Linked DNA regions of Homo sapiens: all the other regions are linked to region 1. A link is a loop called in an ENCODE intact Hi-C map of the cell type or tissue named here. Cell type or tissue: natural killer cell. All regions are shown on one strand.

What was found. Hi-C counts contacts between places; a loop is a spot of excess contacts. Peaks named below come from ENCODE experiments on the same cell type or tissue, not always from the same donor. Only the 100,000 strongest peaks of a DNase experiment are listed, where the experiment ranks them.
Region 2: it touches region 1 in a loop (4-fold over the local background); 2 of 110 quality-filtered maps call a loop at or near these places.
Region 3: a loop joins it to region 1, with 5 times the contacts of the local background. A loop is called at or near these places in 3 of 110 quality-filtered maps.

The regions. Positions count from the first base shown.
Region 1 is chr7:139,817,544-139,822,543 of GRCh38, reverse strand. It overlaps a transcript of TBXAS1 not described here. Among named protein-coding and RNA genes, the nearest start is that of TBXAS1, 9.2 kb to the left of the region's middle. In natural killer cell, a CTCF peak has its summit at 2,572; no DNase peak of the experiment used is centred here; H3K27ac peaks cover 990 bases.
Region 2 is chr7:139,885,001-139,890,000 of GRCh38, reverse strand. The region is part of intron 3 of TBXAS1 (thromboxane A synthase 1); the gene reads right to left. Among named protein-coding and RNA genes, the nearest start is that of TBXAS1, 58 kb to the right of the region's middle. RefSeq lists a silencer at 1,617-1,911. In natural killer cell, no CTCF peak of the experiment used is centred here; no DNase peak of the experiment used is centred here; H3K27ac peaks cover 1,645 bases.
Region 3 is chr7:139,867,646-139,872,645 of GRCh38, reverse strand. It overlaps TBXAS1 (thromboxane A synthase 1), which reads right to left. Exons shown (of 13, transcript NM_001061.7): 2 at 318-411. Among named protein-coding and RNA genes, the nearest start is that of TBXAS1, 41 kb to the right of the region's middle. In natural killer cell, no CTCF peak of the experiment used is centred here; no DNase peak of the experiment used is centred here; H3K27ac peaks cover 285 bases.

The DNA.
Region 1 (5,000 bases):
CCCACAGATTAAGATGCTCGGGAGATGGCCAGATCTGTAGAGGTCAGGAGAAAAATCTGAAGTAGGGAAATAATTTTCATTTTGAGAGCCATTTGCTTGTGGATGGGGCAAAGCCATAGGGATAAAAGTGGGCTACAGAGAACAGGTAGAGTGCTGAGAAGGGAAGCACGGAGTTGAGGGTGGGGGAACCAACACCAAGAAGAGCAGCCTTACAGGGCAATACCAAAGAGATGCCTGGAAAAAGATTCAACAGATATAACCAGAGAGAGAGAGAGAGAAAGAGTATAAGAGAGAGCAAGCAGACAACAGGACCATTAGCTGAGGAACCTTATTTTACTGCTTAAGGATGCAGCTTTTTGTTTTCAAATGACCTGTGTTCAAATCCTACCCCTTCCATACTCTAGCTTAGACAATCTTAGAACCCAAAATGATCTCTCTGAGCCTCGGTTTCTCATTTGTGAAGTGGTGATAACTGTCCACACTGCCTAGGATGGTTGAGAGGAAAATGAATTCCTCGTGTGGCCTGATTAGTGGAGCTCTGGCTCACAGGGAGCACTCAATACACGAGGTCTGTGATTGTTTCCACTGAAGCCACTGGCGGACAGTTGCAGGAAGCAGGAAACGACGTACAGCATTCGTGCCACAGAAAGACCAAGGGAAAGTGGCAATGTGGTCATTACGGCCACCTCCTTCCTGGCTTTGGCAAAGTGGAGGGTGTAGAGAGACAAGACCTAGAGAAAAGGGGGTTTGGACAGAAAGGGCTGATTCTGACGTCCCCCTCCCTCTCTTCGGCCCCATGGCTGAGACGTGGAAGAAGACTCGGGTTTGGACTGGCTAGAAGAGTGGAATTTGCAGGTGCCACTCATTGTGGGTCCCACGGGGAAGAGGAAACATCTCCTGCAGTGGGAGACTTGTGGGAGACAGCAGCCATCTGTGTGTTTCCCCTGCCTGTGATAAGGGCAGAGCTATCGCTCTGCTTCAAGGTTGCTATGGAGATATGGATGGGCTCATAAACAGTTTTAAGGTCTATGTCATATCTTGATTTTGTATTAGTCTTGAGGGCAGGGACCATATTTTATACATCATTGTACAACCACACCACCTATCACATTGCAATCTCATCCACTCACTTGGCTTTTGTTAACATCACAGGCTGTTCACTCCCAAATCTATTCTCTCCAGCCCAATTGTCATTCCTGAGTTTCAGACCAATATATCCAGCTGCCCACTGGACATCCTCTGACAACCAGCCTACAGATGCTACAGACTCGAAAAATCTAAAGCTAGACTCATTGCCGCAGCCTCCTTTCTCCATTAACCTCATCCCATCTCCCCCGTCTCAGTAAATTGTACCTTCCTCCCTTCAGCCCCAAGCCAGAAACTTGGGATCATCCTTGACTTCTCTCAGCCCCCTCATCTCAAAATCCAGTTAGTCAGCAAGCCCTGCTGGTCCTGCCTATGAAGTCTCCCTCATTCTGGTCACTACTCCTTTTATCCATTCATTCTACTTCATTTCGTTGATTCAACAAATGCCTTGGCATCTACTGGGCATGGGAGACTGTTCTAGGCAATGGGAAGACACTAGAACAGTGAACGAGCAAGGTTTCTTAGGGCTTAGATTTAGAGACACCCACCCAAATATCAGCTCCATGGTTTCTCATTAGATTGCAGCCATCTCCTGATTGACCTCTTATTCATTAATCCAAGAATTATTTATTGAATTTGTACAGGGTGCCTGGCACTGTGCTGGGTGCGCATGAAGAATGTAGAAAACACCAGCATGGCTGGGAGGCATTAAGCAGAAGAAAGGGTAGGACTGGCCTACACAGGAGAGATAAGGTAGGGTCAGGACATCTAAGACCCAGTGGACCATGTGAAAAATGCACTACTTCCTTCCAAAAGGAAAGGAAAGCCATTGAAGGGCTTTATGAAGTGGGGTGACTTGATGCTATTTAGGGTAACTGTAACCCGTCTATTTTCATTGTTAAAATTAATACAGACCTCCTCCGATGATAGCCCAACATTGGCGTGTCAACATCAATCAGGTGCCCCCATCACACAGCAGGGGAGTTGAAGCAATGCCACCATTCAGACTTTGGCTGTATGTGTCAGCAGAAGATGAGCAATGAGGTTGTCAACTACAAGTTGCTCTTGATGTTGCTAACCACACATGGCCCATCCTATCTCCTTCTCATTTCAGCCTCTCTATCAATTTATGACACCCATGATCTCAGCTTGTCAGATGTTAGCACTTCCTGAGATGTTGTCAAATCTCTCCCGCCCCTCCTCATGGCTGGATGCGGCTACATGTTGATGACTAGACGTAGTTCTCCTTGCAAAAGTGGAGAGTCAGCAGACGGCTTGACTGCCTTAAGGCAAGTCTTAGAGCTTTCAGGCAAGTTGGTGCCTGGAACAGTCATTTTTCACCTCCTAGTCACTGGGAGTGAGAGTGGGAGCAGGCATAAGGAGACAGACAGCATGCTCAGAAAGCAAAAGTTAGAATCCAGAGTTTGACAGCAAGATCACAAATGGCATTTCAGGCAAGTTGTCAGGACCAGGAAGTCCCACTACAGAGCAAAGGGGGCACTGTGACCCAGGCACAGGCCCAATAATAGAAACTCTCAAGCAGAAGATAATTCGAAGTTCTGGCAGCAGATGCCTCCAAGGAAATATGTCAGCAGGTGGTAGGGCCCCAATCTCCACCTAGTATGGCAATATAGAAATAAGAGCTGAGTTGGGGAGGCTGAGAGTGGTGGCTCATACCTGCAATTCCAGCACTTTAGGAGGCCAAGGCAGGTGGATCACTTGAGGTCAGGAGTTTCAGACCAGCCTGGCCAACATGGTGAAAACCCATCTCTACTAAAAATACAAAAATTAGCCGGGCATGGTGGCGTGCACCTGTAATCCCAGTTACTAGGGAGGCTGAGGCAGGAGAATCGCTTGAACCTGGGAGGCGGAGGTTGCAGTGAGCCAAGATAGTGCCACTGCACTCCAGCCTGGGCGACAGAGTGAGACTGCATCTCAAACAAAAAACAAACAAACAAAAGAAGAGAGTTGGGGGAAAGAATGAATAGCATAAGTGTTGTAATGAGGGGCCCCCAAATCTCAAGAGCTTCACACTACAGAAGTGTGTCTGTCACTCATGTAACAGCCCAAATGTGTGTGTTCAGTAGGCAGCCTTCCATGCAGTGACTCAGGAATTCAGGCTTTTTCCATCTTGTAACCCTGTCGTCCACTGGAACCTCAGATGCCTCTGCTGGATCATCCACAACCAGCTGGCAAGTGGAAAACAGAGAAGATGATATGAGGAAGAATTTTACAGGCCAGGCCTGGAGGTGGTGTACACACTCTTTGGAAACATGACCACCCCTAATTGCAAAGGAGGCTGAGAAATGGAGCCAGCCCAGGAGGAAAAGGAAAGAGGTTTGGAAAGCATATAGCATTCCTGCCACAGGTGGGGTCCCATTCTGGGTATGTCCTCAATTCACCAATTCCTGTATAGGAAACAAGCCACTAGAACAGGCTGGAGGGTGGCAATTGCAGCCCTCTGCTAAAAAGCCAAGGCCCAGTAGCTAGTTCAGGGATCAGGGATGGAGAGGGACTAGCCTCTGAGATGCTGGTATGATGGCATCTGACCCAGTATTCCCAACTCTCTCTCCAGGAGGCTGAGTTGCTACCAGGGGTCTGCTCTACATGTGCCACCAGGAGCCTTCCCCCAGCTCCATGAAGCCATTGGAGCCGTCTATGTGTGGTATTCATCTCACCAGCCCAGCTGGACCCTCTGAGAACGTGGTTTCTACTTGAATCAAGGCTCAATTCTCCACACTCCAATGAACAATGTAAATCAGAAATATTCACTCTGTCTGCAAAGGGGGCACTGCGACCCAGGCACAGGCCCAATAATGGTAAACCCTCAAGTAGAAGATAATCCTAAGTTTTGGCAGCAGCTGCCTCCAAGGGAATATGTCAGCAGGTGGTATGGTACCAGTCTCCACCTAGAATGGCAGTATAGAAATAAGAACTGAGTGAGGGAGGCTGGGCGTGGTGGCTCATACCTATAATCCTAGCACTTTGGGAGGCCAAAGCAGGTGGATCACTTGAGGTCAGGAGTTAGAGAACAGCCTGGCCAACACCTTCGTACCTTGAACATTTAGCCAAGTCCCTGTCTTTACTGATCCTAGTTCCATCCCTGTCTGTACTGGTGGTCTCTGTACTGAACCCCAGTCTGACTTGTACCTGCACCCACCTGAGTTACAACAGGCCCTGTGCCATCCTATACCTTCACCCTCTCCTAACAAGGCAGGCTCCTTTCTGTGCATTTTCAGGACTTAGAGTAGCCACCACCTCCTCAAGGAACCCTCCAGGGCCTCCCAGAGATGATCCATTGTCGATCCGTGTCCTGCCACAGCACCCCAATCCTACTCAGTGAGCTTGCCTCTACCAACACTCTAGATGTAAGCTTTTTGAGAAGAAGAGTTATATCTGGTTCAACAATGTATCCCCAGTGACTGGGAGAATGCCTGCTTGTCACTCAGTAGGTGATCACGAAATGTTTCTGAAATGAATGAATGTACTACTGCCTGTGTTTTAGGTAGCTGCCATCAGGTAACAATGGTGCTCTTCAGGTTATGAAGGTAGGTGGCACCACTCTTTCTGCAAGAACACTTGACATAAATTAAGGTTTGTTTCCATAATCCAAGAACCTGGCTCATTTTCTATAAAATATATCAGTTTATTGAAATAACCATAAAATCATTTCTCAACCTAGATTTTCTAAGAAGGATATAATGAGTGAAATACCATAAAGAAAAGAAGAGGTGCAGAGAGAGCAGTGAGTTCTTGAGTCCTTGAGTAATTAGTTCAGTTCTCCACATCATCTCACTTTCATGCTATTTAACTCAAAGACTGGAGTGTACCCATTCCCACCCCTGAGCACTTGAAGTTACTAAAGCTGCGTCCTCTGGACACCCCGTGGCTGCCTGTACCTGTTCCGGGTTTAT
Region 2 (5,000 bases), 67 kb before region 1:
TTCCAGGCCTACCCTGGAGCTCCCATTCCTCTCTCCTTCCTAATGCAGCTTCCTGATCCTCTGAGTGCTTCATTCCTAAGTCACCTTGCACCCAATGTCTCCTTAGCAGCTCTGCCATGGTCTGAATGTTTGTATCCATCCCCCCAACAGATTCATATGTTGAAATCTTAAACCCCCAGATGACAGTATTAGAAGGTGGGGTCTTTGGGGGACAAATGGGTCATGAGGGCAGAGCCCTCTTGAACAGGATTAGTGCTCTTATAAAGGAGGCCCTAGGGAGCTCTTTCACCTCTTCCACCACGGGAGGGTGCAGTGAGAAGGCACCATCTATGAACCAGAAAGTGAGCCCTCACCAGACAATGAATCTGTTGGTTCCTTGATCTTGGACTTCCCAGTCCCCACAACTATGAGAAATAAATTTCTGTTATTCATAAGCCACCCAGTCTATGGCACTTTGTTATAACAGCTTGAACACATGAGGATGAGGACAAGCTCCAACGGATTAAGAAAAAGATAAAACTATTTTGTCTTTGCCCTGTTCAACCTCTTAATTATGGTGGAATCACCATGTTGTCTCCAGCATTTGAAGTCAGCCTCAGTGATTAATGTTGACTCATCTCTTACTTGTTACAATCAATGACTTGCTGCATTTTTAGGACATTTTCTTTTCTTTTTTTTTTTTCCTTTTTTTTCGACAGGATTACAGTGACATGATCTCAGCTCACTGCAGCCTCTGCCTTCCTGGCTCAAGCGATCCTCCTATCTCAGCCTCCAAAGTACTTGGGACAACAGGCGCACATGCCACCACACCCAGCTAATTTTGGTATTTTTTGTAGAGATGTGGTTTCACTATATTGCCCAGGCTGTCTCAAACTCCTGGGCTCAAGCAATCTCCCCACCTCGGCCTCCCAATGTGCTAGAATTACAGGCACGAGTCACCACACCCGGCCACTACAGGACACTTTCTCTATAAAATTCTCCTTCTTTTCCTTCCATTTCTGATAATCTAAATCACTCTTATCTCTCTCACCTGTGCTATCAGAATGTTTTTTGCTAGTTTTTTTTTTTAACTCAATTCCATCCTCCCCCTGCACCCCTTCTCCACTCTATACCTGCACAACTTTCTTTAAATAACCCACCTCCTTAGCACCAGTCCTGAGGTTCTCTCTCATCTGCCACTGCCAAGGTTGTCCTCTCTACTTGTGCCCCAAACATCACATTTTCCTAGCACACATTTGGCCTCTACTCTTCTTCTTTCTATCTCAGCCAAAACCTCTGAACTTTCTCCCATGCATATGTGCCTGGATACACTCTTCTCCACAGGCCACCTGCCACCTCTCCTTTTTTGGATAGGTATAATGTGAGCTAACCTTTCCCAATGAGCACACACTCAGTGCAGAGACTGTGGGGTACAAGAGGGGAATTCAATATGTCATGAACAGTCATGAAGCAGGAGTGTATGCCCTGTGATATAGTGGAAAGACTGTGGGAAAAAAACCCAGAGGAAAAAAATTGAGAAGCCACCAATTGCAAGAACAGGATTTTGACAAATTACTCAAGGTAGGAAGCCCAGAGATCGAAGGGTCAGTTCCAGGAAGAGAAGGAACAGTGTAGACCCAGGGAACAAGGAAGCAGAAGTCAGTAAGAGTTTCAGACACAGAAGACAAAATTTATGTGAGACACAAAGGCCACAGTGAGCTGGTGGGAAAGAGGAAACTTGGAGGGGGCTGAAGGCAGAACCGAAAGGCAGACACATAAATTGTAAAGGGTTTGGCAGCAAGGAGTGAGATAAGAGGAGAAGGAGCTCTGGGTGAGGACTACTGGGAATTTATTAAAGCAAACTGAATTTATCGTGCAGTGCAAGCATTTGTTGATAATGGGGTCGGTTTGGTTAAAAATGCGCTTACTGGCCTAGCCAAAAGGAAGTTACAGGCAAAGTCACTGGGGTCATACATTCCAATTAGAAATGTGTGGTTCACCTTGACCAGTTGGGATCCAGGGCACAAAGGGAAGTGTAAATTTAACCTGAGCTCACTCTCAAGGTTTGAAAACAAGAAGTAATGGCCACATAATCGTGGTGAAAAGGGGACAACAAAGCATTGCTATAAGATGTCCTCCAAAGGTGAAATGGTATGGTCACTATGGAAAACAGTATGACGGTCTTCAAAGAGCTAAAAATAGATTTACTCTGTGATCTGGCAATTCCACCTCTGCATATATACCCAAAAGAACTAAAAGCAGGGTCTCAAAGAGGTATTTCCACATCCATATTCAAGTAACATTATTCACATTAGCTCAATGCTGGAAGTAACACACTCCGCCATCTACAAACAAACGAATAAACAAAAGGCAGAATAGGCTTACAATGGAATATTACTCAGCCTTAAAAAGGCAGTAGTTCTCCCATGTGCTACAACATGGATTAACCTTGAGGATATTATATTAAGTGAAATAAACCAGTTACAAAAGGAAAAATACCATATGATTCCACTTTATTGAGGTACTTAGAGTAGTCAAATTTGTAGAGACAGAAGGTAAAATGGTGGTTGTCAGGGCCTGGGGGAGGAGGGAAGGGAGAGTTAATGTTTAATGAGGACAAAGTTTCAGCTTTGCAAGATGAAAAAAATTCTGGATGTGAACGATGATGATAGCTGCACGACAATGTGAAGGTACTTAATGCAACTGATCTATACAATGAAAAATAGGAGAGTACATTTTGTGTGATGCATATTTTAACACAATAAAAATAATGTCCTCCAGCCAAATGTCCTTCAGGTTATTCTCAATACCTAGATCTAACCGAGAAGTGGGAGACCATCAATTCTGAAACCATGGGTCACAGTGTTCCTCCTGCTGGCCAGGTTGTAGAGGCATGAAAACCCATCCCACCTACTCATATGAAACCTTTCTCCTATGGGTGTTAGCTGTGGGTTCTCGGGCCCTGAAGCCCTGGTACTCATGAACAGGTATGGATTTTGAGCAGGGCAGAACTCAGGATGCTAAGTGTCCATTCCAGATTGGAGATAAAGCATCCTTGTGGGCTCCTACACAGAGGAGGACAAAGAGCTGAGGCTTCTTGCTCATGGGATGCTCCAAAGAACCAAAACTCTAGCAGAGAAGGCTAAGCCTTTGGGGGAAGCAGCTAACAATCTTTAGGCTGGAGTCTTTGGGAAGAACCTAGTGGCCATGTCAATCATCAGTCTCAAGCTGTGGTCTGGCAGTGAGATGAAGAAGTGAACTTGAAGAGTTACAAGCAATCTTCAAAGGCAAATGGAAGAGCCATTCAACAGTTGCCTCTTTGTGGTGAATATGCACTAGGCATTACATTAGCCACGGAAAAGATGGAGGTGGCACAAGCCAGGGAGTACCTGGATTTCCTTCCTGCAGTAGCTCTGTTGTGAAGTGCAGTAGTTTTGATTCAATCCTGGATGCCCACATCTCCAGTAGGCCAAGTAGTATCAAGAGGTGCTGGGGGGTGTTTTAACAAAAAAGACCACAATTGCCTCATCAAACTAACATGCTATGACAAGCCATTCACCAGCCATAGATTCCGGGCAAAGGTTAATAGGTTCCTCTTTAAGCCGAGGCCAAAAAAAAAAAAAAAAAAAAAAAAATTCATCTGCAAAGAGTGCCTCCTTAGTGGTTAATGTGGGGAGCCTGGAGAACATGTCAGAGAGTCAGACCTTTATAAATAGGCCAATAAACTGACAGCCTTACTCAGGGTGGAAAAACTTCATAGAGTGGGTTGCAAAATTCTTGCAGCTTGAGGGTGAGATGGAGGAGAGGTTGTTAGGAGCACGGTCTTGAGATACGAAGAATAATCAAAGAACTTATTTTCGTAGTTAAGTTTATATTATCTGCCCTAGGCAAGCAGGCATCATAAAACTTGGTGGGGCCTTGCTAAGGAATTACTTTGTGTGCATAGCTATAGAAATGTTACACATAAGAGTGATCAGGAGTAATTAGAATGCATAGTAAACAACCCAAACTTTAAAAGATTTAAAGATCCTAAGGAAGAAAGAAGAATATGTTCCAGTTTAAAGGCTAACGTCAAACATTCAAAATTTAGTAGAATTTCAAACGTGTATGCGGTGGTGTGTGACTTTTTTTGCTTGAAAGTTCACACTAGTATCTGGAGTTAATTTGGTTTTAGACATTTAGATTCCTTTACCTTTTGCCCTATGTGAGTAACAAGATTTAGAACTGGTTTTTAATCAAGCAAGGATTTCTAAGAACTTGTTTGGAAAAAGTTCCTCTGCTCACAAAATAGTGATGAAAGAGGAACTTTAAGCTCTAAGTGAATTGGGAACTCATTGCTTCTTCAAATTTAGTAATAATTTCTTTTAAATTTTGAAATCAAAGATGGCTTGTCTTTCTTCTTTTTAGATAGAATAGGAATGCTATTTGCATTCTCAATCAGAGTGAAGAGCCCTAAGAATTGGGTAAATGTGTGCACTTTTTGAGACTGTCTGTGCAAAGTTCTTGACAAAAGATATATGCATACAGCCATGTGCTTTCTGGACCTGCTTCCAGATGGGAGAATGCCTTGACAAATGTCACAGTGATTCATGACTGTTTTACATACTCTATTATGCATTTTGGGTTGAACAACTTGGATTTGTTGCAGGTACGCTTCAATTAAATGTGGAATTTATTATTTGAAGATATTAGCTCAAAATAGAGCTTTTATGCAACTTTAATTGAGACATTCTATCGATTGGGAACACATCTGTGCAGAGCTGTCACTTACAGGATAAAGAAGGTACTGATGCCATATTTGATAGTTACTAATGAGGAATGAGTTAGTTCCCTTCCACCTTGAACGTGATATACAGTTCTCCATGGTAGATTTTGGATGTGAATATCAAGGAAAGCAAAATTAAAAATCTGTGGCTGACGCTCCAGCCGCTGCAGTCCTCTCTCCTTTCTAGCCAGGTGCTCTGTCCCTCATCTGCAGGCCCAGCCCTGGCCCCAGAAGCAGGAACAACCTCCAGCCACAC
Region 3 (5,000 bases), 50 kb before region 1:
TTTTGCTCTTGTTGCCCAGGCTAAAGTGCAATGGTGCAATCTCGGCTCAGTGCAACCTCCACCTCCTGGGTTCAAGTGATTCTCCTGCCTCAGCCTCCCAAGTAGCTGGGATTACAGGCATGAGCCACCATGCCCAGCTAATTTTTTGTATTTAGTAGAGACGGGGTTTCACCATGTTGGTCAGGCTGGTCTCGAACTCCTGACCTCAGGTGATCCACACGCTTCGGCCTCCCAAAGTGCTGGGATTACAGCCATGAGCCACTGTGCCTGGCCCTCAGCATATTTTATGATGGAAGCCAATGGAAGACAGCCCTTACCTGGCGGAAAAATGTCAAGTTTCCAATGAAAGGAGAAGGCTTGGGATGTCTGAGGCCTAACTTCTCCAGTCTTGAGAATGCTGATGTGGAGTACCTGGAGGGAAAAGCAGATTTCAAAAGCTGAGAAATGAAGTTGCACTCATGCTTTAGGCTCTATTAGGAACTAGAATTACTGAGCTCTCTGGAAGTAAAGGCAAAAGAATAGGTTTCCAGTCACCACATCTAAGAACCAAAAAATTGGAGGCCTAGAGTTGAGTGAGTAGAATAGGAGTCCAGTCAACCTCCTGTTGAGTGACCTGCTGGAGATCAACGAATCCTGAAACCTCTGAGCTGGAGATGCCTTACAGATGATGTAGTCCAACTGCCCCTCTCTGACCTAGAATTCCTCTTAATAGATTGTTTTAAAAATGCCACTCTCTCCAATTCCTTTCCTTTGCCTCTAAATCTATCACGAGCAATTGCTCAGAAGGCAAGGTAAAAAAACTAACAATGGCAAAAGCTCCCTGTGCAAATGTGTGTATTTTCATGGTCAAGACTAACCCCTCCCTGCCACACACATAATTTGTCCCTCATCACATTCCCTGGCCTTACAGAGAATAGTAAAAATAGGAACGGAGGGAAGGCGCCATGAGGAGAAGACCTATCACCAAATGCTTACAACCTCTTTAAGTCTTTGTTTTCTCGGCCCGCAACCATATGGGAAGCATATTTTCTTAACCAAAAATCAGGAAGCGTGGTCCGACAGATTTCTGTGCCACTTCCCAGGAGAAAGCGGCAGTCTGAGAAGTGCAGTGTGGCTGTCAAAACATTGGAATTACTATGGTATTTCAACAGTTTATAGGAACAGAGGGATAACACAGCTAAAGTCAGAACTGGCTTAGAAAAACCTGCACATATGGCTCTGATCCCTAACCAGCAGCCAATTAGGTCAAAAGTTCAGTTAGTTCAGCAAAATTAATGAGTCAAACTGGTTGTTTAGCATCACGCAGAGATCAGCCAAATCACAATTTAAGGGCAAGGAAAAACATGGAGACTATCAGTACAATCTAGCTTTCTGTGTGTATTGAAACTCAAACTATTACTGCTATAAGAATCACTCTTTTTCAAAGGACAGAGTATTTGCTATACTCTTTGATCTTTCCCACCTGCAGTCAATAAGGAGTACTTAAAATAAAAATACTCAAATATTCAGGGAAAGGAAACACAGCTTAAGTGCTGGTTTGCATTATTCTGAGCAATGTGCTATTTATTTCTTTATTTATTTCTGTCACCCAGGCTGGAGTGCAGTGGAGGCTCACTGCAGCCTAAAACTCCTGGGCTCAAGTGATTCTCCTGCCTCAGCTTCCCAAGTAGCTGGGACTACAGGTATGTGCCACCACTCCCAACTAGTATTTCAGATTCTTTGTAGAGACAGGGTCTCCCTATATTGTCCAGGTTGGTCTTAACTCCTGGCCTCAAGCGGTCCTCCTGCCTTGGCCTCCCAAAGTGCTGGGATTAAAGGCATAAGCCACCACACCTGGCCAAATGAGTCGATTTTTAAAGTGGTCACAAGGGAGAACCAGGGCAGAACGGGAAGGCAGGATGTCCTCTATCCCAAGTTATCCTAAGATTTCCACCGTATGGCTCCATTAATAGGTTTGAATGAATTCCCAGTACGTCACATTTAGGTCCATGTTCAAGTGTGATTACAAACCACACTCAAGAGCCACACGTGAACGCCAAGGATTAGTCATACCAACACTCCTCTTCATTAGTGTGAGTACCGAAGGTTGACAGCACAGTTGGTAAAAGTTATTCTTTCAAGTGGACCATAATGTTTTAAATAATTCCCCTTACAACAGAGAGGAAAGACCAAAGGAAACTTACCAGCCCACTTAACACTTTCTTTAACATCCTCAAATTCGTGTCTATGTTCATTTCTTCATCAGCTTTTTTGAATTATTTTCTAAAAGTAATCTCTAATGGGTAGAAAAAAAGATGTAGACCTTGGACCACATAATTACATCTTAATTTTGTAATTAGATGTCTTGATTGTCTAAAGGACAAGAAGTCTGTGCCTAATTACACATGCTAATTATTATGCAAGTCCATGCCCTAATTATGTAACTCCACTTATGAAAATACTGCTAGTGTGTCTATGCACAAAATTCAGACATTTTCAAACACATGGCATCAGCAGAGTGTCCTGGACACCACCACAAACTTCCCTTTGCAGCCTCGACTCAAATCTGGAACTTGAGCATTTGTAGCCTCGACTCAAATCTGGAACTTGAGCATCTTCAGCTGGAAACTGGCCAAATATTGCCATCAGTAACTCAAGTTCCTGCACCCAAATCTGCAGGGAGAGATCATTGCCACCAAATTTATGGGCAAAATAGCAACATGGGTTCCATTTGTCTCCCTACCACTTCCTTCTCTGCACTCTTGTTTCATACCCTCTGGTCTCAGGGTCCCCTTGCTGCCCTCTGACTGTCTCAACACGTTCTTAACCCAAAATCAATGAACCCCAGTTGTAATGGGTTGAATTGTATCACCACCAAAAAGATAAGTTGAAGTCCTAACCTCCAGAAGTCCTAATCTCAGAATGTGACTTGGAAATAGGGTCACTGCAAATGTAATTAGTTAAGATGAAGTCATATAGGCCAGGCACGGCTGCTGATGCCTGTAATCCCAGCACTTTGGGAGGCTGAGGCAGGCAGATCACTTGAGGCCAGGAGCTCAAGACCAGCCTAGCCCATATGGTGAAACCCCATCTCTACTAAAAATGCAAAAAAATAGCCAGGGGTAGTGTTGCATGCCTGTAATCCTAGCAAATCGGGAGGCTAAGATAAGAGAATCTCTTGAACCTGGGAGGAGGAGGTTGCAGTGAGCCAAGATTGTACCACTGCACTCCAGCCTGGGTGACAGAGTGAGACTCTGTCTCAAAAAAATAAATAAATAAAGTCATACTGAAGTACAGGGGCCCCTCAATCCAATATGACTGGTGTCCTTATGAGAAGATGGCCATGTGAAGACAGAGATTCACAGGAAAGTGCCGAGTGACTATGAAAGCAGAGATTGGTGTCAGGCCACTGCAAGCCAAGGTATGTCAAAGATAGTCAGCCAACCACTAGAAGCTAGGAAGAGGCAAGGAAGGATTCTCCCCTACAGATTTCATAGGGAACATAGCCCTGCAGACACCTCAATTTCAGGCTCCTGGCCCAGAACTGTGACACAATAAATTTCTGGTGGTCTGGGTGTGGTGGCTCATGCCTATAAACCTAGCACTTTGGAAGGCCAAGGTAGGACAATTATTTGAGCCCAGGAGTTTGAGACCAGCCTGGGCAACACAGCAAGACCCTCACCTCTACAAAGTGTAAAAAAATTAGCCGGGTGAGCCTGGTCGTGGTGGCTCGTGCCTGTAATCCCAGCACTTCGGGGAGCCAAGGCAGGCAGATCACTTGAGGTCAGGAGTTTGAGATCAGCCTGGCCAACATGGCAAAACCTCATCTCTACTAAAAAAAAAAATACAAAAGGTAACCAGGCAGGCTTGTAATCCCAACTACTCGGGAGGCTAAGGCACGAGAATCGCTTGAACCCAGGAGGTGGAAGTTGCAGTGAGCCAAGATTGTGCCACTGCGCTCCAGCTGGGATGATGAAGCAAGACCCTGTCTCAAAAAAAAAAAAAAAAAAAAAATATTAGCCAGGTGTGGTGGCACACACCTATAGTCCCAGCTACTTGGAAGGCTGGGATGGGAGGATCACTTGAGCTCAGGAGTTTGAGGCTACAATGAGCTACTTTTGTACCAGTACACTCCAGCCTGGGCAACAGAGCAAAACCCCGTCTCAAAAAATGAATAAATAAATAAATAAATAAATAAATAAATTCTGGAGTTTCCAGCCACTCAAGTTTGTAGTACTTTGATATGGCAGCCCTAGGTTAAGTGGTACACTAGGGATACTTATGAGTGAGTCTTACAGGGTCAATGAAAAGTTGTTTTTAAATATCTTGCTGTAACTTTAAAAATTGTCATTGTAAAAAAAATCCTTTTATGTCAAATTGTGTTATTAAGTCCTGTGCCATTTAAAAAAGTGCAGGAGGCCAGGGATGCTACTGTGTAAAGCAGGTAATACGCAATGATCAGACGATCACCATGTTCTGATGTTTACAATGGGTTTCCTTTGATGTGAATTAATGCAAATGTTTCCCACAATTATGGTTATGGACACCTGTCATTGTTTACATCAAGGATACTTAAGTTGGAAAACGACAACAGAAAGTATATATAGCTTTAGACAGCATCTTTCGGTTTTATTTTCACAACCAACGAGGTCATTAAACGCTACAGGACACAAATACTGCTGTGCCAGCGGTACAATTTACTGTCCATTCTCAAAATAAATCGGGCCACTGGATCATTCTCAAAATCAGGTTCAATTTGTAAAGGCTGGAAAATTTCCTGTATTTTATCTTCCTCAAGGCTTTCTCTTTATTTATTTATTTATTTATTTATTTATTTATTATTTATTTTCGAGGCAGAGTCTCACTCTGTCACCCAGGCTGGAGTGCAGTGGCACAATCTCAGTTCACTGCAACCTCCTCTTCCTGGGCTCAAGCGATTCTCCTGCCTCAGCCTCCTGAGTAGCCAGGATTACAGGCGCCCACCACGCCAGGCTAATTTTTGTATTTTAGTAGAGACGGGG